Regions from separate parts of the Homo sapiens genome. Here all the other regions are linked to region 1. A link is a loop called in an ENCODE intact Hi-C map of the cell type or tissue named here. Cell type or tissue: PC-3. All regions are shown on one strand. Region 1 overlaps LOC105372773 (a long non-coding RNA gene). Region 2 holds the start of KRTAP19-5 (keratin associated protein 19-5). Region 3 holds the start of KRTAP20-4 (keratin associated protein 20-4).

The links. Peaks named below come from ENCODE experiments on the same cell type or tissue, not always from the same donor. Only the 100,000 strongest peaks of a DNase experiment are listed, where the experiment ranks them.
Region 2: it touches region 1 in a loop (9-fold over the local background); 1 of 110 quality-filtered maps calls a loop at or near these places.
Region 3: it touches region 1 in a loop (8-fold over the local background); 1 of 110 quality-filtered maps calls a loop at or near these places.

The regions. Positions count from the first base shown.
Region 1 is chr21:30,710,364-30,718,363 of GRCh38, forward strand. The region is part of intron 2 of LOC105372773 (a long non-coding RNA gene); the gene reads right to left. Among named protein-coding and RNA genes, the nearest start is that of KRTAP21-3, 4.4 kb to the right of the region's middle. In PC-3, a CTCF peak has its summit at 4,240; DNase peaks (open chromatin) are centred at 4,288 and 4,838; H3K27ac peaks cover 2,941 bases.
Region 2 is chr21:30,501,145-30,509,144 of GRCh38, forward strand. KRTAP19-5 (keratin associated protein 19-5) reads right to left here and starts at 997. Exons shown (of 1, transcript NM_181611.3): 1 at 513-997. The coding sequence starts at 946. The coding sequence ends at 728. In PC-3, CTCF peaks have their summits at 4,653 and 4,857; a DNase peak (open chromatin) is centred at 4,667.
Region 3 is chr21:30,617,937-30,625,936 of GRCh38, forward strand. It overlaps KRTAP20-4 (keratin associated protein 20-4), which reads left to right and starts at 2,691. Exons shown (of 1, transcript NM_001350977.1): 1 at 2,691-2,914. The coding sequence starts at 2,722. The coding sequence ends at 2,856. In PC-3, no CTCF peak of the experiment used is centred here; DNase peaks (open chromatin) are centred at 2,345, 4,075 and 4,325; H3K4me3 peaks cover 1,109 bases; H3K27ac peaks cover 4,425 bases.

The DNA of each region.
Region 1 (8,000 bases):
AATTGCTTATTTTGCCCATTTTATCCAGTTACTAACATGTTCAGTGTTTCATTTAACAAATATAAATCATATATTACCATACTCTTCACATTGTGTCCATGAGGCGTGCTATCATGCTGTAAGGGAAACAAGTATGTGCATGCAAGTAAAAGAGAAGGGAAATGTATTAGTCCATTCTCAGACTGCTAATAAAGACATACCCAAGACTGGGTAATTTATAAAGGAAAGAGGTTTAATTGACTCACAGTTACAGACAGCTGGGGAGGTCTCACAATCGTGTCAGAAGGTCAATGAGGAGCAAAGTCACGTCTTCCATGACAGCAGGCAAGAGACAGCTTGCCTCTAGGGGAATTCCATCAGATCTCATGAGTGTTATTCACTATCATGAGAACAGCATGGGAAAAACCCACCCTCATGATTCAACTACCTCCACCAGGTTTCTCCTATGACACTTGGGAATTATGAGAGCTACAATTCAATAGAGATTTGGGTGGGGACACAGCCAAACTATATCAGGAAACGAAGGGGAGAGGAGAGGAAGAGGAGGAGAGGAAAGAGGAGGGGAAGGGAAAGGAGAGGCAAGAAGGGGACGAGAAAAGAAGAAGAGAAGGAAAGAATACAAAAAGGTTAGGTAATATAATAGGCATGTTCATGGGATACTATGAAACCAGAAAACTAAAAATAGGTGAAAAATACCAATAAAGATAATTAAATCCTAATTCATGAGAAGGATTTCTTCAGGTAAAGAAAGTGGAGGAATAAACATCTGTAAAAAAAAAAAAAGTTGCCATTCAGATGTGTTCTTTATCCATTTACTTTCTTAAAAGAATATTTGACAGAATGCACAGCTGGTGACATGGCCTCACGTGTGGCCCACAGGGTGTTGACAGGCAATACCGTGAAAGGTGAACAGACAGACTGAGAAGGAGGAGGTCAATGTTGTCGCTCAGCACATGAGGAGACATGTTACACAGTCTCCCTGAAGAAGTGTATAGATTTTCTAATTAAACAGGATTTGCTCAGTGAAAATCCGAGATCATTGACTGTTAGCACCTTTACTTTTTATAGAACCACTGCTATTTGCCAGTACCCCACAACCTCCCAGGCACTCTGCAGTGTCTGAGGAAGGGCACTGGGCAAGAAAAGTTATAGGAAATGTGTTTGGTTTGTTCTTTCTATATTGTACCTTCCCTCATCAAAAACAGTCACATAGGAGAAAATTTAGATGGAGCATATTTATTTGTTAAAATCTAAGTGTCTTGAAAATAGAGAGAATAAAGGGTTTTAATATTGTTGAGGGAGCAGAGTAGGAATACAAAAGAGTAAAAAAGAAACAGAGAGAAGTTTCACCTAACGCCCTTACAAAGAAAGAAGCATGAGTTCTGTCCCTGGAGCAGCAAGAAGCTATGTACCACTCCAGGACACTAAAAAGTTAGCAAGGTCTCAAAGAAGATAGCAGAATTATGCTAAATTCCTAGCTTCAGCAAAGATTTCTGCACTCCATACTTGGCCTACACAACTTAGCCAATGGATTTCAAAACCACATCATGGGCTAATGTAATGACAAAGTCTTTCATGACCATCACTAGCAAAAATTTATGGATTTTGATGTTACCTTTGAAGTATAAGCATTACATCTGATGAGATGTAAATTATAATAAATTTACAGATGAAATTTTCTATTAGCTATTTTTTACACTATTTTTACACTATTTTTTACACTGTTTTTTTACAGATGTTTATTCCTCCACTTTCTTTACCTGAAGTGGCAATTTGGTTTTGCATTACGCAATATAAAATCAATATTAGAAGTTGTGTAAAGCCTAATTCAAACCTATAAAATGTGTGAGGCAAAATTTTAATGTTTATATTTTATTCTTTTTGTTGGATTCTCGCAGAAGTTCCTTGAGTTTTTGGTCTTAGACTGCCTTTACATAAGTATATTTTGTGTATACAACAAGATACTAAAGAATGAAACTATGAAAGCCAGTAAAACAGCTACATTTTTTCCCAGAAAGTAAGTCAAAGTATATACTTTTGAATACTCTGTCCTTTCCCCAATGTATGTTCTTGACATTTTTGTCAAAAATACATTGACTATAAATTCTTAGATTACATTCATGAATTTATTTCTGGTTTTTCAACTTTGTTCCGTTGTTCAATGTGTCTGTTTTTATGACACTACCGTGCTGTTTTAGTTACTATGGCTTTGTAGTATAATTTGAAGTCAAGTAATGTAAAGCCTTCAGCTTTGTTTTGTTTTTTTGTTTGTTTGTTGTTGTTGTTGTTGCTAAGAATTGCTTTGGCTATTCTGGATCTTTTATGGTTCTATATAAATTTTAGGATTATGTTTCTATTTCTGTGAAGAATGTAAATTAGCATAGCTACTATGGGAAAAAGTGTGGAGGTGTCTCAAAAAAACAAAAATAAAACTGCCATAAATTACAGCAATCCCACTGCTAGGTATATATCCAAAAGAAAGGAAGTTCATATAGCCAAGAGATATCTGCACTCCCATGTTTATTGCAGCACTATTTATAATAATTAAAATATTGAATAAAACTAAGTGTCCATCAAAATTGATGAATGGATTGCCTAAGCCTAGGAGTTTGAGACCAGCCTAGGCAACACAGAGAGAGACCCTGTCTCTCCAAAAAAAAAAAAACAGTGATGCATGCTTGTAGTTCCAGCCGCTTGGGAGGCTGAGGCACAGGAGGATCACTTGAACCCAGGAGATCGAGGCTGCAATGAGCTGTGATAGTCCCAATGCACTCCAGCCTAGGTAACTGAGAAAGACCCAATTTAAAAAAAGAAAGAAAACCGAAAAAAAAAGATAAGAAAAAGAAAATAAATAAATCCTAGCATTTGTAATAATATGGATGGAATTGGAGGACATTATGATACATAAAATAAGCCAGACACAAAAATACAAAAAGAGCATGTTCTCACCCATAAGTAGGAGCTAAAATAATTGATCTCAAGAGTTCAATGATGGCTACCAGAGACTGAGAACAGCGCTGGAGAGGAAGGATAAAGAAGGGTTGGACAATGAGTACAAAGATACAGTTAGATAGAAGGAATAAGATCTAGCATTTGATAGGAAAATAGGGCAATTATAGTTAACAATTATTTATTTTATATTTCGAAATAGCTAGAAGAGTGAAATCGGAATAATCTCAACACAAAGTAATAATAAATGTTTCAAGTGATGGATATTCCAACTACCCTGATTTGATCATTACACATAGTATTCATGGATCAAAATATCACATGCAACTATAAATATGTATAACTATTATGTATCCATAAAAACTGAAAATAAATAAAAAAACAAAGTATGGATTTTACTAATGGTGGGAATCACTTCGATTATTTAAAGATACATAATGGGTACAATGAAAGCTAGAGATGTCCAGGACCCCATGCGCTTGCATCCTCAATCAGCCCTCTAAAGTTCTCTAGAGAGAATGCAGATGAGAATTTTCAGGGAAATAGTTTATTACAATTTATGGCTCTGACTCCAAACTTCTGTGTGGTCTTCTTGGCATGTGTGAATCATAAAGATTACTTGCAGTTTTAGCATTGCCCCCATGACATTTGAGTTGTAGATACAGATTCCAATTTTGCCAGTGCACTGTGCTGTCTTGAATGATCAGTTCCATGTCTTATACCTGTTTGTTTTCCTAGTGCTTACCATAAGCATTCAGTTCCTGTTTGTAACTTTTCCTCGTCTCTCTACCACAAACCAACTGTTCAGCTTTGGGCGGAACATTCAAGTGGTCATTATCTAAATTGACTTATATAAAGAACGCTTTGAGGGAATGACATTTAAGGCCATCTCAAAGTTTCTCTTAAGTAATTCATTTTATTTTCGTTAATACCTTTTGAGATTTGAAGACTACTATCACATCTTTTTTAAATTACTTTTCTGCCAAGTTCTCATAAGTCAGCTTGTTAGATCATTTCTGACTTGGAGGGCCTTAAATCTTATGAAAACGTAATAATGATAGAATTAGCATCTCCATGTGGTTGTACCTCAAGCAACAGATCCTCTGTGGAAGAAGATGACCTTCAACTATGTCAGTCTGGACTGAAAAAGGATATAAGGTTAATTGAATTTGTCTGTTTGGTTTTGGTTGTTTGATTTTCATTCCCATATAGTATAGTTAAAAGCTGAGGTCTCGTTTTGTTTTGAGTCAACTCTTCTATCATTTGTCCCTTGGAGTGACTTTTTACTGCCCTCTAGCTGAAGAGGAGGCCATAATTCTCTGATGCTAGAGAGTGCGGGAACATGCCATCTGTCCTAAGAAGGGGGCATGAGTCGAAAGAACACCAAAAGTGCAGTAAGTTACAGCTGACTCATACAAAGGGAAAAGAAGAGAACAGGGATCCACAGACATAAATTTTCCAGGGAGAAAATTTGTGGCCTGGAATATATATCCCTGTGTTTCCTATGTGGTGTTCCCTTTGATAAACCATCTAACTAGAAAGGACATTTTAGAAAAAGAGAGTTAGGCACTCTGTTCTTTGAAATAAAAAGTCAGTGAAGGAGAGGAAAGTGAAGATAATGGTGAATACAAATTTCTGATTCTATTTACCATTTTCCTTTCTACTTTGCCTCCACCACAGTAATGTTTTTCCTATTATCTTATTAAAAGAACATTCATAACCAAGTCATCACAGTTGATTGTAATAATGTATGAATTAACTGTGTAATTTATATTAATATATGATGACCTAAACCATTTAGGTTTTGCATCACTTTGCGTTACTTAGATTCTTGGTACACAATTGGAAAAATATGTGTGGAATTTTAACAGACAATGGTGGGCGTGGGATGGGCTTTAACTATGTATTTTCTTACCTTAGCTGATATTTACTTCTATTCCCATTTGAAAATACTGTTTCCTCCTTGAAAAGTGCAATGTATATGATTCACCAGCAAGAAAAGCAGATACTTTTTATTGCAGCATTTTCATTGCTGTATAACTGAAGTTACACTATGGATAACACAGCAACCAGCAAATTTGTTTCCATTTATAAACTGTTAACATTACATTTTCTATTTAAAATTGAAGTTTGTATTATTGTTGTTTGATTTCACAGGAAAATTTGATATTCTAATTGATAGATGATAATTCTATACATCAAATTCTTATTTTACATATTCGTAGTTTCTAGTGAATACAAATATCAAGGAAAAATGATGTAAGACAACATAGCCTTAAGTTGATTTTATCGACAATGGAGTGCAATCACCTTGTCTACTTTTGGTCGTTGCTGTTGTTGAGAGTGAAGATTATTTGTAATGATTTAGAGTTTAAAAGGACCATATTTCTGATCTTGCATTGGTAAATAATCTCAAATGGTAATGAAATGTTTCTTTCTTTTTTTTTTTTTTTTTTTTGAGACGGAGTCATGCTCTGTCGCCCAGGCTGGAATGCAATGGTGTGATCTCGGCTTACTGCAAGCTCCACCTCCTGGGTTCAAGCGATTATCCTGCCTCAGCCTCCCCAGTAGCCGGGACTACAGGCACCACCACCATGCCCAGCTAATTTTTGTATTTTTAGTAGAGACTGGGTTTCATCATGTTGGCCAGGCTGGTCTTGAACTCCTGACCTTGTGATCCATCCGCCTTGACCTCCCAAAGTGCTGGGATTACAGGCGTGAACCACCATGCCTGGCCTCGTTTTTGTATAATCCATTTTCTCAGAGGCATTTCACCATTTTGTTGGGCTTTAATTTGAAAACACTATTGCAAAATACTCAAAAAATACAGTAATTATTTTAAAAAATCACTCAAGCAATGTAACGGTATACTCCAGTATGTCACACTCTGCTTTGCAGTCAAGATTCTAAAGTTATTACTTTTTCTATGATGAAGTTCTCAAATAGAGTTCAGTAGAGGTTAGAGGACTACATGAAGCCTATGAGTGAAGATGATACAGCACATATGTAGTGTGAGATGATGTTATCCTTTTTGTTCTTAAGTAAAATGAATATACATATTATTTTGATATATATTATTTTTTAAATAAGAAAACCAAAATAACTCCAAGTAATTTCTAACTACTAAAATTTAAAATCTCACACATGCTTCTAAGTATCTGTATATTTAGAACTAAGTAAAAACAGGCCAGGTGTGGTGGCTCACACCTGTAATTCCAGCACTTTGGGAGGCAGAGGCAGGCAGATCACTAAAAGTCAGGAGTTCGAGACCACCCTGGCCAAACATGGGGAAACTGTCTCTAACAAAAATACAAAAATTAGCCTGGCATGGTGGCAGGTGCCTGTAATCCCAGCTACTCAGGAGGCTGAGGCAGGAGAATTGCTTGAACCCGAGAGGCAGAGGTTGCAGTGAGCGGAGATCACACCACTGCACTCCAGCCTGGGTGACAGAGCAAGACTCTGTCTCAGAAAGAGAAAAAAAAAAAAAAAAAAAGTAAGAGCTAAATAAAAACAGGGAAATCCTTAGAGTTCGGTTGCTCTAGTAATTTTTATGTACTCCATGAATTCCAACAAAAGCATGAGACCAAAAAAAAAAAAAAAAAAGGAAAGAATAATAAAATCAGATGACTTAATTTGGAGGCTGCTACCTCTCAAAAGTTAGCATAGATGAAGCATTACATTGTTTGCTGCAAAACAACATACATAAGGAGTCATTTGCCAACAAAAACAAAATCCTATTATTACGTATCATGCTACATGCTAAGTATACTATCTCATTAACTATGGCAACAGTCCTCTGACATCAGTGTTTATAACCTTTTTGTTTGAATGGAAGAGGAGACTTATGAAATATGAAGATTAAGAAGTTTTCTGACACATGCACAGCTAGGAATGGGAACATTGGCATCTAATGTCACTCTCTGTTGCCCCAAAGCCTGTGCTTTTTAAGAAAGAGAAATGTTGTGACTACACTTTGCCATAGAGGAGAATTGTTTGATATCCCCATATAAATAGTCCTAGACTCACTTTATCATACATAGCAGTCTCATAGAGCAATTCCTTCGCCACCACAGGAATGGAGTCAGGAATTTTTTTTTTTTTTAGATGAGTCTCACTCTGTCACCGGGCTTTCTTAAATAATTTTATAATTATGTAACAAATATAACTGAAGAAAAAAACAACTGATTTTTGACTTTGATTTTGAGAGAGAGAAAGATATGAGGAGAAGTAGAAGGAGGAGGAGAAGGGAGAAGAGGAGGAAGAGGAGAAGTAGATGCAAGGTGATGAACAGGGAAATAGTGTAAGAATGTCATTTCTATTTCAAGTGGAATGTTAGGCAAAGTCTCCTAAGGAGTTCATATTAACCAGAATCCCAAAAAAAGTGACAGAACTGTCTATGAGAATGTTTGAGAAAAGGCCGACGGAATTAGAATTAGAATCATTGTGTTCGTGTGTGTGTGTGTGTGTGTGTGTGTGTAGCCAAGGCGGGTGGATTATAAGGTCAGGAGTTCGAGACCAGCCTGGCCAACATGGTGAAACCCCGTCTCTACTAAAAATACAAAAATTAGCCAGGCGCGGTGGCGGGTGCCTCAATCCCAGCTACTTGGGAGGCTGAAGCAGGAGAATCACTTGAACCTGGGAGGCGGAGGTTGCAGTGAGCCAAGATCGCGCCACTGCACTCCAGCCTGGGTGACAGAGCGAGACTCCATCTCGAAAAAAAAAAAAAATGTTTCAGTGATTCTCTCTCCTCCTCCCTTTTCTTTGGCTGATAATAATCTACTATTCTACACTAAGGATGATATCATTCCACTTCCTTTCTTCATTTTGTATATTTAGAAGTATATCTAATTAACAGGTACATATTTATTTAATATTAAATATGTGGTGGATACTGACAATTAAATAACTCAAGTTTTATGTAGAGTAGAAAAGATAAAGAGAAAAAGAGTTATTGAAAGTTAAGAAGAAATTTCTAAGAAGCTAAGGATCAACTAATCTACATAGTGGTCTGGCTTTCAAGGGGGTAAAACATGCCCCAAATTGGTGTTGAC
Region 2 (8,000 bases), 210 kb before region 1:
CCTTTATGATGAGTCGCTTCCACTTAACAAACAGTAAATATAAATTCTCTTCCTTATTATTTTCATAACATTTTCTTTTCTCTTATTTACTTTATTGTAAGAATACAGTATATAATGCATATAAAACACAAAGTATGTGTTAATCAACTGTTTATGTTATCAGTGAGGCTTCCAGTCAACAGTCGGCTACCAGTAGTTAGGTTTCTGGAGAGTCAAAAGTTATATGTGGATTTTCAACTGCATGGGGGAATCAGTACTGCTAACCCCTACATTATTCAAGGGTCAACTGTGACCTTTGAATGTGAATATATACATGCACACACATACATACAGCTATATAGATAGGTGCATGTATATACAAAATTATTTTGTTATATATAATATACTTCTATATGTATAGTAGTTTGTTCTTTTTTCACTGGATATAATTACAAATAACCACTTTGCCATTTTGAGTCAAGCAAAAAACAAAAGTCGTGTATTTGCTTTCAGTTAGCATAATTTATTCTAAAAGGAACAGAGAAACCCCACAGTTATAAAGGTACAAGTAAGACACATCCAGAGACATAAAGCAAAGAATTATGGAATGATAGGTATTCTTAAACCTCTTAGATGCTAACTGCTCTTGATCTTGGCTTGATCCAGGGTGACCTCGTTTGTTTGTTATTGCAGTCAGGTTTGGGTGATCTTCTTATGTCCCCTCATGTTAGGTTGTCAGGGAAGGATTTCAATAAAATCCAGAGAATCCATATCCTCCATAGCATGATGGACGGCAGCTGCGGTATCCATAGCCTCCGAAGCCAGAGCCGTATCCGTAGCCTCCGTAGCCACCGCCATAGCCCAGTCTGCGGAAGCTGCCACATCCACAGCCATAGCCATAGCCCAGGTCATCGAAGCCTCCGTAGCCGTAGCCCAGGCCTCCATAGTAGTTGCCGTAGTAGTTCATGGTGTCAGGAGTGGTGAGTTGGTATGCTGCTCAAGGCAAGATCCTGAGTGTGAACACCAGCATGTGTAGGAGGCTTATATACCCTGGTCAGAGCGTGTGATGAGTCATCTGTATACCCTCCTTTGCTATAGTTATTTGTATTACGTTTGATGTTACAACTCATTTATCTATTGTCTTCTGATGTAGGGAGATGCCCTCATTCTCATTAAAATATTTCAGCTTACTTAATGTCTTATTCAGGACACGATTGAACTTACTGCTTTGCTTTTATGAAAAGAAAGGGCTTACTGTTCAAAATATGCACATTCCAAATGCTCAACAGAATTGCCTATTACCAGGTGTATTACATCATCTACACTTTATGGTATTCCTTTTATAATGAATAATTTCCTTTGTCCGTCATCTTCCAAACTGATAACTTCATATTCAACTAAATTTACAGCTGTTTTTTCAATTTACAGATGTTAAATCTATAGTTTTAAAAAGCAAACTTATTTATCAAGGTGAGGTCTTCAGAAAGTGCCTATATGCACAATACAGGAAAACATTTGAAATCAAAATGATTTTAATGCCCTGCTGTGTACAATCGCCAAAGGACTCAAAAAAAGAGAGTGTATGCTGATTTTTAGCATTTTATTCACAATAACTTTTATACTATTTTTGACTTTGCACACCAGCTTCAGAACCTTTTGGTTGCAAAATACATAAGAATTAATTTCAGAAATTGAGGGCACAAAATCCATCTCCTACGCAGACTTATCAGAGTAGCACTTTAGTTTTCCATTCAAGTCCTAAAACTCTCCTTTATAATTGGTTTTATTCAAAGTCCTGGTAAAATTGCAGATTGCATCTGCCTCTGTTTTGCACATTCTAGTCAATTACTTTCTTTCTTTATCATTTTTCAGTAGTGTATATATGACCTCTATTTCCTTTCTCATTTCAGCTTTTATTCTTCTTCCCATTTTCTTAATGTCTATAGAAACAGCCAGGTAGAAGTTTATTGCATACATTCCCTCTGTCTTCCATCGACTTATCTCAACGCTTTTTTTTTTCTATCTCCTCTTTGTATTCACTGTAACATCTTTCCTGATTTTTTTGTTTGTTTGTTTTTTGAGACGGAGTCTCACTCTGTCGCCCAGTCTGGAGTGCAGTGGCACCATCTCGGCTTACTACAAGCTCCGCCTCCCGGGTTCACGCCATTCTCCTGCCTCAACCTCCCCAGTAGCTGGGACTACAGGCGCCCGCCACCACGCCTGGCTATTTTTTTTGGATTTTTAGTACAGACGGGGTTTCACCATGTTAGCCAGAATGGTCTTGATCTCCTGATCTCGTGATCTGCCCGCCTCGGCCCCGCAAAGTGCTAGGATTACAGGCGTGATTCTGATGTTCTTCTATGTCTATCCTGTACTCATTTATTCTGAGGTAATTTCTAACCACTGCCTACTGATCTGTTAATAGTTCATTAAAATATCATTTTTAAAGCTTTCTATTTTTTGTACTTACTAAACATCCTCAACTCCCCACCCCAGCAAAAATACTTAGAAATAATGAATAAGACCTACTATTTGATAGCACAATAGAGTGACTATAGTCAATAACAACTTAATTGTACATTTTAAAATGTCTTGAGTAAAATTAGACTGTTTGTTAACTCAACAGATAAATACTTGAGGGGATGGGTTTTTTAAAATGTACTCCAACTCCTATGGCTTTCTGAAATTTAAAAGGTATCCTAAAATAGAAATTGTCTTCAAAGTTTTCAAAATAAAGGCACCATGGTGAAATGGCACAGAATAGAGAAACATATGTAAAGAAATTTGCCCTGGGCTTCATAGAGTTCCTCAGCTGACTTTGTTGAATTAGTGAAACAGATACAACATTGAGACCACTCTTGATTAATCTCCATGCAGCACCTGTCTCTTGGCTTCGACAACTAAAAATTCATTTAATTTACATGACTTTGAACATGCTGGTGAGTTTTTGTGAGATTTATAAGTATTTTATCAAACATAAATTTCCTAAAAGGAATGCTTCAGTTCTTCTAAGCAACAGACTAGGGAATTAAAAATTGTTTATTGAAGAAATTCTAAGTAAATTGACAGTAACTGCCACAGCAACCACAATCTGTGCACAACCCTGACTACGCCTTAGTGAGCTACCTTTTTAAGACAGAAAAATAGCTCAATAAGTCTTTCCATTTATAGAGTAGGATTTAATCCAATATTTGCTACATTTCTTTTATCCAAATATTGGTTCATTCTTATTTCTCATCTGAACTTGAAACAGTCAATAAGCTGAGTTCTCAGTGAGTCCTTTTGAAGCCATAAAATCACAAATAACTCAAAATCACAAATAACTATATTAAGGATACCACAGTTTGTCCATATAAATCAGCCTGATAATGTAAGAGTGTTTAATAGCTAATTTTTGTTTGGGATGCATAAACAATGCATACATCTGAGATATAAAACCAAACAAGATATAAATGGAAAACCTCAATAGCCAAATAAGAATTAGAATGTTTTAAAGAAATAGACTATGTGATAATTTTCCACAAGACCAATTAATGATCGTAAGCAGTAAATGATTAATACTAAAATAAAATATATAAATCTACATATTTTATATACAAAATATATAGAACAAATATTTTGTCCTTTTTTCGAAGTGAACAAATAGTAAAATGAAAGCATCCATTGTAAAATGAAGACATATATTCATTTGTAGTGATATTGGTTTTATGCTGAAAGAGATTGTTAGACTCAAAGTCGATTAGACCCAAAGTTGATAGAACAATGATGTTTTATATTTTCTCCTTCTTTTCACTTTTAGGAAGTTTACTTTGGAATATATGCTTAATAACTTTATGATAATGGATAAGGAAGAAGAAAATATGTTCTTACTTGGGATAAGTAGTAACTTTTACCTGGAAAGAAAGAAAGCTTTTGTTATAAATTCCAAAGACTTCGTTTAACTCAGACACAAACTAATAATATATAAAAATGTAAGTTACAAAAATATGTTAATATTGAATTATACCAGCAATGCCACAAGTGCTTTTTCTCATTATAATTATACTGATCTTTCTTTTAATTGCAAATTTTTAATACTTTTACTCAGGCTGGGAGGATATTTACCTGTATGAGAATAGAGCAGTTTCATCTGAAATTCAGTTATAGGGTCAAAATTCCTTTAATGAAATTACCAAAATTTATCTACCTTGCCCTCCCCTGTGAAGGTACAGCATCTAAAGAGAGAAATAACAAGATTTGTCTGAGTTGTTTGTTCATATTTCATCTTTACATTGCATAAACAAACCCAAGTATTTCTCATAAAAATAAATAATCTTGAGAATTGAGCTTATTTGTTCTGTTTTTGCCTTCAAGTAAAGCTAAGTTAGCAATTCAGAAATGTATTATATATAACAAAATAAAAGTTAACAAGAAAAATTTTAAAAACAACAGCAACAAAACATAGTTAATCTAAGAGATGAAATTAGTCTCCATATACTCTGCTCCAAAATTGAAACCATCCACAGTATTATTACAAGAACTTTCCAGATGGCATTCAGATTTGGAATTATGCAGTGAAAGAGACTCAGAATGATGGACTAGAGCATTAGGTTCAGGTGAACTGCTTTCTGGTCTTGATTCTGACACTTAGATTTTAACTCTAGGCATCACTTAACTGTTCGGCATTTCCTCACCTGTACTATAGGGGGCAGCACGGTACAATCTGTAATAATCTAACGTTTGGTCCAGCTCTCACTTCTTTTGTCCTTGTATTATTGAATTTCCCCAGGAAGGGGTCCAGTTTCAGTTTCTGCAAATGGCTAGCCAGTTTTCCAAGCATCATTTATTAAATAGGGAATCCTTTCCCCATTGCTTGTTTTTGTCAGGTTTGTTGAAGATCAGATGGTTGTAGATGTGTGGTGTTATTTCTGAGGTCTGGGTTTTGTTCTATTAGTGTGTATATCTGTTTTGGTACCAGTACCATGCTATTTTGGTTGCTGTAGCCTTGTAGTATAGTTTAAAGTCAGGTAGCGTGATGTCTCCAGCTTTGTTCTTTTTGCTTAGGATTGTCTTAGCTATGCAGGCTCATTTCTGGTTCCATATGAAGCTTAAAGTAGTTTTTTCCAATTCTGCTGAGAAAGTCAATGGTAGCTTGATGGGAATAGCATTGAATCTATAAGTTACTTTGGGCAGTATGGCTATTTTCATGATATTGATACTTCCTATCATGAGCATGGAATGTTTTTCCATTTCTTTGTGTCCTCTCTTGTTTCCTTGAGTACTGGTTTGTAGTTTTCCTTGAAGAGGTCCTTCACGTCCCTTGTAAGTTGTAATCCTAGCTATTTTCTTCATTTTGTAGCAGTTGTGAATGGGATTTCATTTACGATTTGGCTCTCTGCTTGTCTGTTGTTGGTGTATAGGAATGCTTGTGATTTTTGCACAATGATTTTCGATCTTGAGACTTTGCTAAAGTTGTTTATCAGCTTAAGGAGTTTTGGGGCTGAGACGATGGGGTTTTCTAAATACAGAATCATGTCATTTGCAAAGAGAGACAATTTGACTTCCTCTATTCCTATTTAAGTAGCCTTTATTTCTTTATCTTGCCTGATTGCCCTGGCCAGAACTTCCAATACTATGTCAAATAGGAGCAGTGAGAGAGGGCATCCTTGTTTTGTGCTGGTTTTCAAAGGGAATTCTTCCAGCTTTTGTCCATTCAGTATGATATTGGCTATGGGTATCTCACAAATAGCTCTTATTATTTTGAGATATGTTCCATCAATACCTAGTTTGTTAAGAGTTTTTAACATGAAGGGATGTTGAATTTTATCGAAGACTTTTTCTACATCTATTGAGATAATCATGTGGTTTTTGTCATTGGTTCTGTTTATGTGACAGATTACGTTTATTGACTTGCATATGGTGAACCAGCCTTGCATCCCATGGATGAAGCCGACTTGATCATGGTGGATAAGCTTTTTGATGTGCTGCTAGATTCAGTTTGCCAGTATTTTGTTGAGGATTTTTGCATCGATGTTCATCAGGGATAATGGCCTGAAATTTTTTTTTTTTGTTATGTCTCTGCCAGGTTTGGTATCGGGATGCTGCTGGCCTCATAAAATGAGTTATGGAGGAGTCTTTCTTTTTCTATTGTTTGGAATAATTTCAGAAGGAATGGAACCAGCTCTTCTCTGTACCTCTTGTAGAATTTGGCTGTGAATCCATCTGGTTCTGGGCTTTTTTTGGTTGGTAGACTATTAATTACTGCCGCAATTTCAGAAGTTGTTATTGGTCTTTTCAGGGATTTAACTTCTTCCTAGTTAAGTTTTGAGAGCATGTGTGTGTATAGGAATATATCCATTTCTTCTAGATTTTTTAGTTTATTTGTGTAGAGGTTTTTATTGTATTCTCTGATTGCAGTTTGTATTTATGTGAGATCAGTGGTGATATCCCCTTTATCATTTTTTATTGTGTCGATTTGATTCTTCTCTCTTTTCTTCTTTATTAGTCTAGCTAGTGGAATATCTAATTTGTTAATTTTTTTTCAAAAAACCAGCTCCTGGATTCATTGATTTTTTTCATGGGATTTTTGTGTCTCTATCTCCTTCAGTTCTGCTCTGATCTTAGTTATTTCTTGTCTTCTGGTAGCTTTTAAATTGGTTTGCTCTTGCTTCTAAGTTATTTGCCTAGCAGGAAACATAGGCAATACCATTCAGGACAGAGACATGGGCAAAAACTTCATGACTAAAACACCAAAAGCAATTGCAACCAAAGCCAAACTTGACAAACGGGGTATAGTTAAACTAAAGAGTTTCCTCACAGCAAAAGAAACTAGAATCAGAGTGAACAGGCAGTGGGAGAAATTTTTTGCAGTCTACCCATCTGACAAATGTCTAATATCCATAATCTACAAGTAACTTAAACAAATTTACGAGAAAAAAACAAACAACCCCATCAAGAAGTGGGCAAAGGATATGAACAGACACTTCTCCAAAGAAGACATTTATGCGGCCAACAAACATATGAAAAAAAGCTCATCATCACTTATCATTAGAGAAATGCGTATAAAAATCATTATGAGATACCACCTCCCACCTGTCAAAATGGCGATTATTAAAAAATCAGGAAACAATAGATGCTGGCGAGAGTGTGGAGAAATAGGAACACTTTCACACTGTTGGTGGGAGTGTAAATTATTTCAACCATTGTGGAGAACAGTGTGGTGATTCCTGAAGGATCTAGAACCAGTAATACCATTTGACCCAGCAACCCCATTACTGGGTGTATACCCAAAGGATTATAAATCATTCTACTATAAAGACACATGCACACGTATGTTTATTGCAGCACTACTTAATAGCAAAGACTTGGAACCAATCCAAATGCCCATCAATGATAGACTGGATGAAGAAAATGTGGTACATATAAACCATAGAATATTATGCAGCCATAAAAAATAATGAGATCATGTCCTTTCCAGCGACATGGATGAAGCCGAAAGCCATTATTCTCAGCAAACTAACACAGGAGCAGAAAACCAAACACTGCATTGTTCTCACTCACAAGTGGGGGTTGAACAATGAGAACACATGGACACAGGGAGGGAAGCAACACACACGGGGGCCTGTCAGGGGGTGGGAGGAAAGGGGAGGGATAGCATTAGGACAAATACCTAATGCATGTGGGATTTAAGACCTAGATGACAGGTTGATAGGTGCCACAAACCACTATGGCATATGTATACCTATGTTATAATCCTGCACATTCTGCACATATATCCTGGAACTTAAAGTAAAATTTTTAAAAAAAAGAAAGAATTGCTTTCTGGTGAATGGTAATTGATTTAAAATCTACTTTACCAAAACAAAACAAAACAATAAGTCTTTTGGATGAATGATGACTGTCATCAATTAAAGCTGCAAAGTGCAGAGGGACCCATTTCTTGATTATATCCAGCCATTTATTTTCCATTTGCAATTGTAAAAAGCTTTAGTGTCATGAGGATGATGATGATTGTAAAAAGAAAGCATATCATTGAATGCCAC
Region 3 (8,000 bases), 92 kb before region 1:
GCAGGTTCAAAATATTTACAGTATGGTTTTCTCATCTCACAAGTTTGAAGATCTCTGCTCTCGACCAAATTTTCTCAAGGTGTGGTCTAGGGACGCATGTGGGAACCAAAGACCCTTTTGAGGTCTCGATAAGGGCAAAATTATTTTCATAATACATTTTTCATTTTTACTGCCATACATTCATGAATGAACGGTGGAATTTTCCAGATATATGCATGTTATCACAACAGACTAAAAGCTAAATCAGATATGAGAAACTGTCTTCCATTAAGCGAGACATTAAAGAGATTGACCAAACATGTAAAACATTCCACTATTCCTAAGAAGTTTTTGCTCTAAAAAAATTATGTTTCTAAAAATATGAAATTATGACTGTTATTTTGAAATTGATTAACTCATATTTTAAAATCATCAATTTTAATTTTAAAAAGATGAATATCAGTAAATATAACACATAAAGAATGGCTTTTCAAGATCCTCAGTAAGTTCTTTTATGATCGAAGAGTTTTAAAATCATTACTCCAAACAAACTAATCCTATCCACCATTATTTCTTGGTGGTACGTTACTTGAGACAGAAGCATGCCTGAAATATTTTGGTTTAAATCCTCAAATATGGGAGTTATTTAATTAGGAAATAACACTATGCTCTTTGACTCTCTGTGTGTTGGTTTTAAAAAGTATGGTTCAAATAATAGATACATATTCCAACAAGAATTTTAAAAGAAAAGTGACAAAGTCTTCAATATCTCAAATATAAGAACTCAAGTGACTAACCCTACTTAAAATTCACTTTCTAGGGGCAATTAATCTGTATAGCATAAACGAGATTCTTTTAAAAGAGAATAATATAGCCCATGGCTTTTCTTTTCTTATATTTGCTGCCATCGTTCCCAGGGATATATTTAATTTTTAAGTGGAAACACTGTCTAAAATTTGGTTCCTAGCAGAATTTTCTCATTCCTTTTTCTATATTGTTGTATTAGATAGGAGTAGAATTTATTGCAAGTGATAGAAATAGTGTACATTTTAAGAATGTATTTCTCTTTCACATAATCAAAGTCTGGATTTAAGTCATCTCTAGCTGGTTTCTAGTCCTCAGTGACCCAGACTCATTCTAAATCATTGCTTCATCATTCATAAGATGTAACCTTCATCTTCATAGTCAAAGATGGTGGCATTTGTGTCCTAGGGAAGAGGACCAAGAAATATACAAAGAAGATGATAGACTCCATGCAACTTGAATCTTAAGGAAGGATCCAGAAAGCCGTCATATTATACCTTAAATTTTATGCATTGTTCAGAACTTCATCACATGACTAGAGTGGGTTTCAAAGAAGCTTGGGAAATTTAGAGGATTTTTTTCCTAAGTTGATCATGCCCAGCATAAAAAAAGAACTATTATATTCAAAGAAGGGGAGAATAGTGAAAACAAAGCAACTATTCATCTTTATTACCACTAGAGTCCATCAAGTTTGGCAAACAATATTGGTAACCAGCATAGTACTATAATGAACATCTCAGGTCAGTTATATCAAAACATCATAATAAAATTCTTTTTAATATATAAGCACCTTTTAAAATGTACATATATATTTATGTATGTCCACTTGCTTGTTACTGCAGATTAGTATGTGATCTTGTTTAGGCAATAAGAGATCCACTGTATGTTTTATTTTTTTTAAATAACAACATCTATTGGTTTTAAGTTTGTCAGAAAAAGCACCAAATTATTAAATGTAAATATTTAAGCTAAAAGTTGGAACAGGAAGTCCTCTAGGTCAAGCTTAGCACTTAGATGTGTGTTTACTTAGATGTATGTACTAAGTACTTATCTTAGTCCTCAGATGTGTGTCCTTACTTGTTTACAACAAATACTCCTTATTCCCCCAGGTGACTGCTATATGGATCCACTACCCTATTTCATATATTTATTTTCCACTGTCTCAAAAACGCTTTCCTGGAGAAGTCCAAAGAGAACATCAAAACAAATGTGAAAATACGGGAACCCGAGAGGTGAGATGTGGGAGATCTCACACCAATACTTCGATTTCTAAATAAATGTTTACAGTGATCTGACATAGAAGCAAAATCATGCTAACAAATAAATAAGACTCTCAAGATAAAAAAAAACATATGTGACTTTATATTAGCATTTTATTGTAAATGTGGTCAGTTCACTGTTAATAATCAATATAAAATATTATTTGGGATGAAAAGTTATTTACCCCAAGGAAAGAAATTGTGTAATTTACAAGATATTTTACTTCAGATAACTTTCCACTTGTATCACTTCCTCACTCAAATAAATATACTTCCAGTTTCTGTTTGCATATTTGACTCACCAGTAGAAATCATTAGAAGTAAAGAAAAAAATCTGGATCAGAGGGCTTGCATATTGTTAACATTTTAAGGAACCTGAGTCTAGACTTTAATAACAAACAAGAGTGAGAAGATCACCAAGACACAGGAAGCATCTTCTAATTAAGGGCATGTAACATTATTATTGAGTTTCAGACAAAATAGTTACATTTTTATAAGGATATCTGTACTTACTGAAATAAATTTCGTCAAGTTTTATTATGCAGCTTTCTCTGAAATATGAAACCAAACGGCCTCATACACTATTGAAGATGTATAAAATTTCATTTGCAGATGGTGACATTCAAACTGAGAAAAATAATTCCCTGATCCACAACTGAAACATCCACTTCTGAACACCATGTCCTACTACAGCCATCTTTCTGGTGGCCTGGGCTGCGGCTTGGCTGTGGCTGTGACTATGGGAAGGACTGTGGCTGTGGCTGAGTATGGCAGGTGCAGACATGGCTGCCACTCATCTTACTCTGCCAGGTAATGACACCATGGATTCCACTGAGGAACACCTAGAGCAGTTCAGTCTACTGCACTCCTCCAGCTTGATTTCCTGATTCTGTTTCTATAATTTTTCACGTGAGTAATTATATTTGCTATACAAACTCTGATAGCTCATCCTGGTGAACTTGAAGAACACAAAGTTCAGACCTGTCATGCTTCTGAATTCATGAAAAGAGCCAAAAATTCGTCAAAAATTATAGGTAAGTTTTATCTTTAATATTGTGCTACCAATAAATTTATTTTATATTTTCAATCAGTATCTTTCATATGAAAAAAATTTAAGTTCTATTTTAATTGATTGTTTTCTCATATTCAGGATGGTTCTACTTTATTCTACATTAATTTGTATAGAACTGTGAGGAACTGCTTTTGGGCGCTGCCTTTCATGCTATTCTGAGATGACACTGTTTCAAAAAAGATAAGCATAAAATCATCAGTCCATTATAATAACATGGGTATAAAAGCTACTTTCAAATGTACCTACAGGCAGCATTATTACCTATACATAAGGAAGCAAAATGTCATTTGACACAATAATAGTCCCATTTCCTGTTAACATATGCTAGGGCTATCTTTCTAAAACCCCACAGCTAGGTTGTCTCATTCAGATCTGTGCCTTCAGGTGGATAGAAATTGTCTTTTCTGCTTTCCACACTTCTTGCTGCTCCTCTCAGTTCTATAGCAAAAGAGGACAACACGTATCTCAGGTCCACCTTTCACTTGCATTGGGATATATTAACCTTGTTCATCCAATTTCTAATTTAAAGAAAACAAAACTGCTTTTTTGAATTATTCTAGCTTTTTTTTTTTTTTGAGACAGAGTTTCACTCTTGTTGCCCAGGCTGGAGTGCAGTTGTGCGATCTTAGCTCACTGTATTCTCCATCTCCTGGGTTCAAGTGATCCTCCTGCCTCAGCCTCCCAAGTAGCTGGAATTACAGGCAAATGCCACCAGGCCCTGCTAATTTTTTGTATTTTTAGTAGAGACTGGGTTTCACCATGTTGGCCAGGCTAATTTCGAACTCCTGACCTCAGGTGATCCACCTACCTTGGCCTCCCAAAGTGCTGGGATTACAGGCGTGAGCCACCGCACCTGGCCTTAATTATTCTAGTTTTCTTCTCCAAGCCAACCTAATAAGGAATAGGAATCTCCAATTCATAAAACGTCAGTGAGGAGCAATGTTTCTCAACATCCTATGTATGATTCACACAATATTCTTAAATATCAATACACGTGATGCAAGCACTCCAGAGAGTTCAAAGAAAAGTATTCATTATTTTTAAAACTTTTAATGGCATGATGTGGGAAATGTATTTTTTCCCATATTTTAAGAAGCCCTATTTTACTACATCAACAACTGATTTAAAATATCCTCCTCCAGTGTTTTATCTGATACAGTGGATTTTTCTCAAAGTCTCTTGCCTAACTGACACATTCTCAAGTGATGAATAATAAAAAAACACATTATTCCACACCCTATCATTGATAAAGGATCACAGCCCTGCAGCTAGAATAGTTGCCGCCTAATAAATATTTTGAATAAATAAATGAATGACAATGAATCATGTTGAAAATTTCATGTCTTTCTAGAATTTCTTATTTTTTATAGCAGAATGTGGAAGTAGGAATGAACTATCACAAAAGTCTTGATATACAAGTAAAGTTATTTTGCCCAGAGTATTGGCTGTCTGTTTGTATGCTCTGTGTGGAGTACTCGGGATAGAGCATAGCTTTTGCATAAGAGGAAATATGGACATTCCCAGTGTCTCACTCGTCTATATTATGACTGTGAATAGACTGAGAAACAAATTATATGCATCGCTCTTTGATCATTCTGTTAAACAGATCAAAACCATTTCTTCAAAATGGAATACAATAACTGCTTAATACATGATGTATATATGCATTACTTCAGCCATATTTAGCTATGCTATCCTTCAAGCAATTCCATGTGAATATCATTGTGTAGCTATGTTTCAGTCAACTAGACACATCACTGTGTCTTCTCTATTCGTTTTTTTCAAATCCACCTCTTTTGCTTCTTACATCTGCTATCCAGCCTGTCAGTGAGAAGTACTTCAAATGCTGTTCATCTTAAAGCCTAATCTGATTGATAGCTTCTTCTTGGAGAGAATCTAAGCTCTTTCACTAGAGAGAGGTGTTCTGTGGGCTGGAAGCAGTGGCTGATGCCTGTAATCCCAGCACTTTGGGAGGCCGAGTCAGGCAGATCACCTGAGGTCAGGAGTTGGAGACCAGCCTGGCCAACATGGTGCAACCCCATCTCTACTAAAAATACAAAAGTTAGCTGGGCGTGGTGGTCCACGCCTGTAATCCCAGGTACTCCGGGAGGCTAAGGCAGGAGAATCACTTGAATCTGGGAGGCGGAGGTTGCAGTGAGCCGAGATCATGTCACTACACTCCAACCTGGGCAAGAGAGTGAGACCGTGTCTGAAAAAAAAGGAAAAAAGAGAGAGGGGTTCGCTCTCTGCATTAGGCACCTGCTTCATCCAGTTGCCTTCTGAACAGAATTCGAAACTCACATATGTAATTATGTGTTCCTCGTGTCCATTTTCAGTTGCTTTATTCAAATACCTCACTCCATGGTGTGTACAACACTGTGCCAGGTTCTCAATACCAGAGGAGGACTCCCACTTCCTGGAGGATAACAAAGCTCATCCCAATGCCAGCATTAGGAATAAAAGTCCAAACACTTTTGCCCACTGCATCTTGGTAACAGAGTTGCCAAGGGAAACACAACAGCATCAAGCACAGGATGGAGCAATGCTTTTACTCACATCAGAAGAGACAAGGTGAGATCAGCTCCAACAGCGTGTGCCCATCCCTCATAGCTAGCGGGTCCCCAGGTTGCCACACAAGGCAATGAGACTATGCACACCCTTCTGGAGCCACAGTAAAAGGACCCCTCCCCATCACCCATGGAGTCTGAGATACTGAAAGCTAGGAGCACGTCTTGCCTGAGAGCCATTGACTTACAATCTTAGGCACACACTGAGCTTCAAACAGGTAATGCATCCCTACACAAGATGATAAACCTGGCACTGATTATATAGGCCTTTTTTTTTTTTTTTTTTTTTTGGACGGAGTCTCTCTCTCTTTCCCAGGCTGGAACGCAGTGGTGCAATCTCGGCTCACTTCAGACTCCACCTCCCAGGTTCAAGGGATTCCCCTGCCTCAGCCTCCTGAGTAGCTGGGATTGCAGGCATCTGCCATCACGCCAAGCTAATTTTTTTTTTTTTTTGTATTTTTGTAGAGACAGGGTTTCACCATGTTGGCCAGGCTGATCTTGAACTTCTGACCTCAGGTGATCCACCTGCCTCGGCCTCCCAAAGTGCGGGATTACAGGCATGAGACACCATGCTCAGCCCTGTAGGCTTTTTGTCTTTTGGCAAGGAAGTGTTCCAGGAACAAGACCCATTTTTATAGCGTTAAGTGGGAATCAAAAGACTGCATGCAAGCGACCAGCTTTCCCAACACACCAGAGCACGAGGACAGCTGTAGACACTAGGAACTGTATTAGGCCATTCTTGCATTGCTGTAAAGAAATATCTAAGACTGCGTTACTTGTAAGAATAGGGGTTTCATCGTCTCATGGTTCTGCAGGCTGCACAAGAAGCACTGTGGCATCTGTTTCTGGGGGTTGCCTCAGGAAGCTTCCAATCATGGCAAAAGGTGAAGAGGGAGCAGGCATATCATGTGTCAAAAGCAGGAGCAAATGCAGAGCAGGGAGGTGCCAGATACTTTCAAATGACCAGCTCTCATGACCACTCACTATCATACTATCACAAAGACAGCACCAGGCCATAAGGAATCTGCCTCCGTGATCCAAACACCTCTCACCAAGGCCCACCTCCAGCAATGGGTATTACAATTCAATATGAGATTTGGGTGGGACCACATAGCCAAACTATATCATTCCATCCCTGGCCTCCCCCAAATCTCATATCCTTCTCACATTGCAAAATATAATTATGTCTTCCCAACAGACCCTCTTAAGTCTTAACTCATTCCAGTATTTGCTCAAAACTCCAAAGTCTCATCTGAGACAAGGCAAATCCCTTGCACCTATGAACCTGTAAAATTGTTTTTTAAAAAGTTATCTGCTTCCAAGATGCAATGGGGGTATAGGCATTGAGTAAACATTCCCATTTCAAAAGGGAGAAATTGGTCAAAATAAATGGGCTACAGGCCTCATGCAAGTATGAAACCCAACAGGGTAGTCATTAAATCTTAAAAATCCAAAATAATCTCCTTTGACTCCATATCCTACATCCAGGGCACACTGGTCCAAGGGGTGGGCTACCAAGGCCTTGGACAACTCCACCCCTGTGGCTTTGCATGGTGCAGTCCTGGTAGCTGCTCTCATAGGTTGTTGCAGAGTTCTTGTAACTTTTCTAGGCATAGAGTACCATCTGGAGAGAGATGGCCTTTTCACAGCTCTACTAGGCAGTGCCCCAGTGGGGACTCTGTGTGAAGCCTCCAATCCCATATTTCCCCTCCACACTGTCCTACTAGAGTTTCTCTGTGGGGGCTCCATGCTGTAGCAGGAATCTGCCTGGACACCCAGGCTTTTTCATACATCCTTTGAAATCTAGGCAGAGGTTACCAAGAATCCACCACTCTTGCACTCTGTGAACCAGCAGGCTTAACACCATTGGAAGCCACCAAGGCTTATGGCTTGCACCATCCAGAGCAGCAGCCTGAGCTATACCTGAGCCCCTTTGAGCCAAGGCTGCAGTCGGAATAGCAGGTATGTGGACAGTGTTGTCCTAAGGCTGCACAGGGGCAGCAGGGCCCCGGGCATGGTCCAGGAAACTGTTCTTTCCTGCTAGGCTTCTGGGCCTGTGATGGGAGGGGCTGCCGTGAAGGTCTCTGAAATATTCTTGAGGCCTTTTCCTCATTGTCTTGGCTATTAGCACTTGGCTCCTTTGTAATTATGCAAATATCTCTAGTAAGTGGTAGCACTACAGCCTGCTTGAATTCCTCTCCAGAAAAACACTTTTCTTTCTTTGGCACATAACCAGGCTGCAACTTTTCCAAACTTTTGTGCTCTGCTTCCTGTTTAAATATAAATTCCAACTTTAAGTCATTTATTTGTTCCTGCATC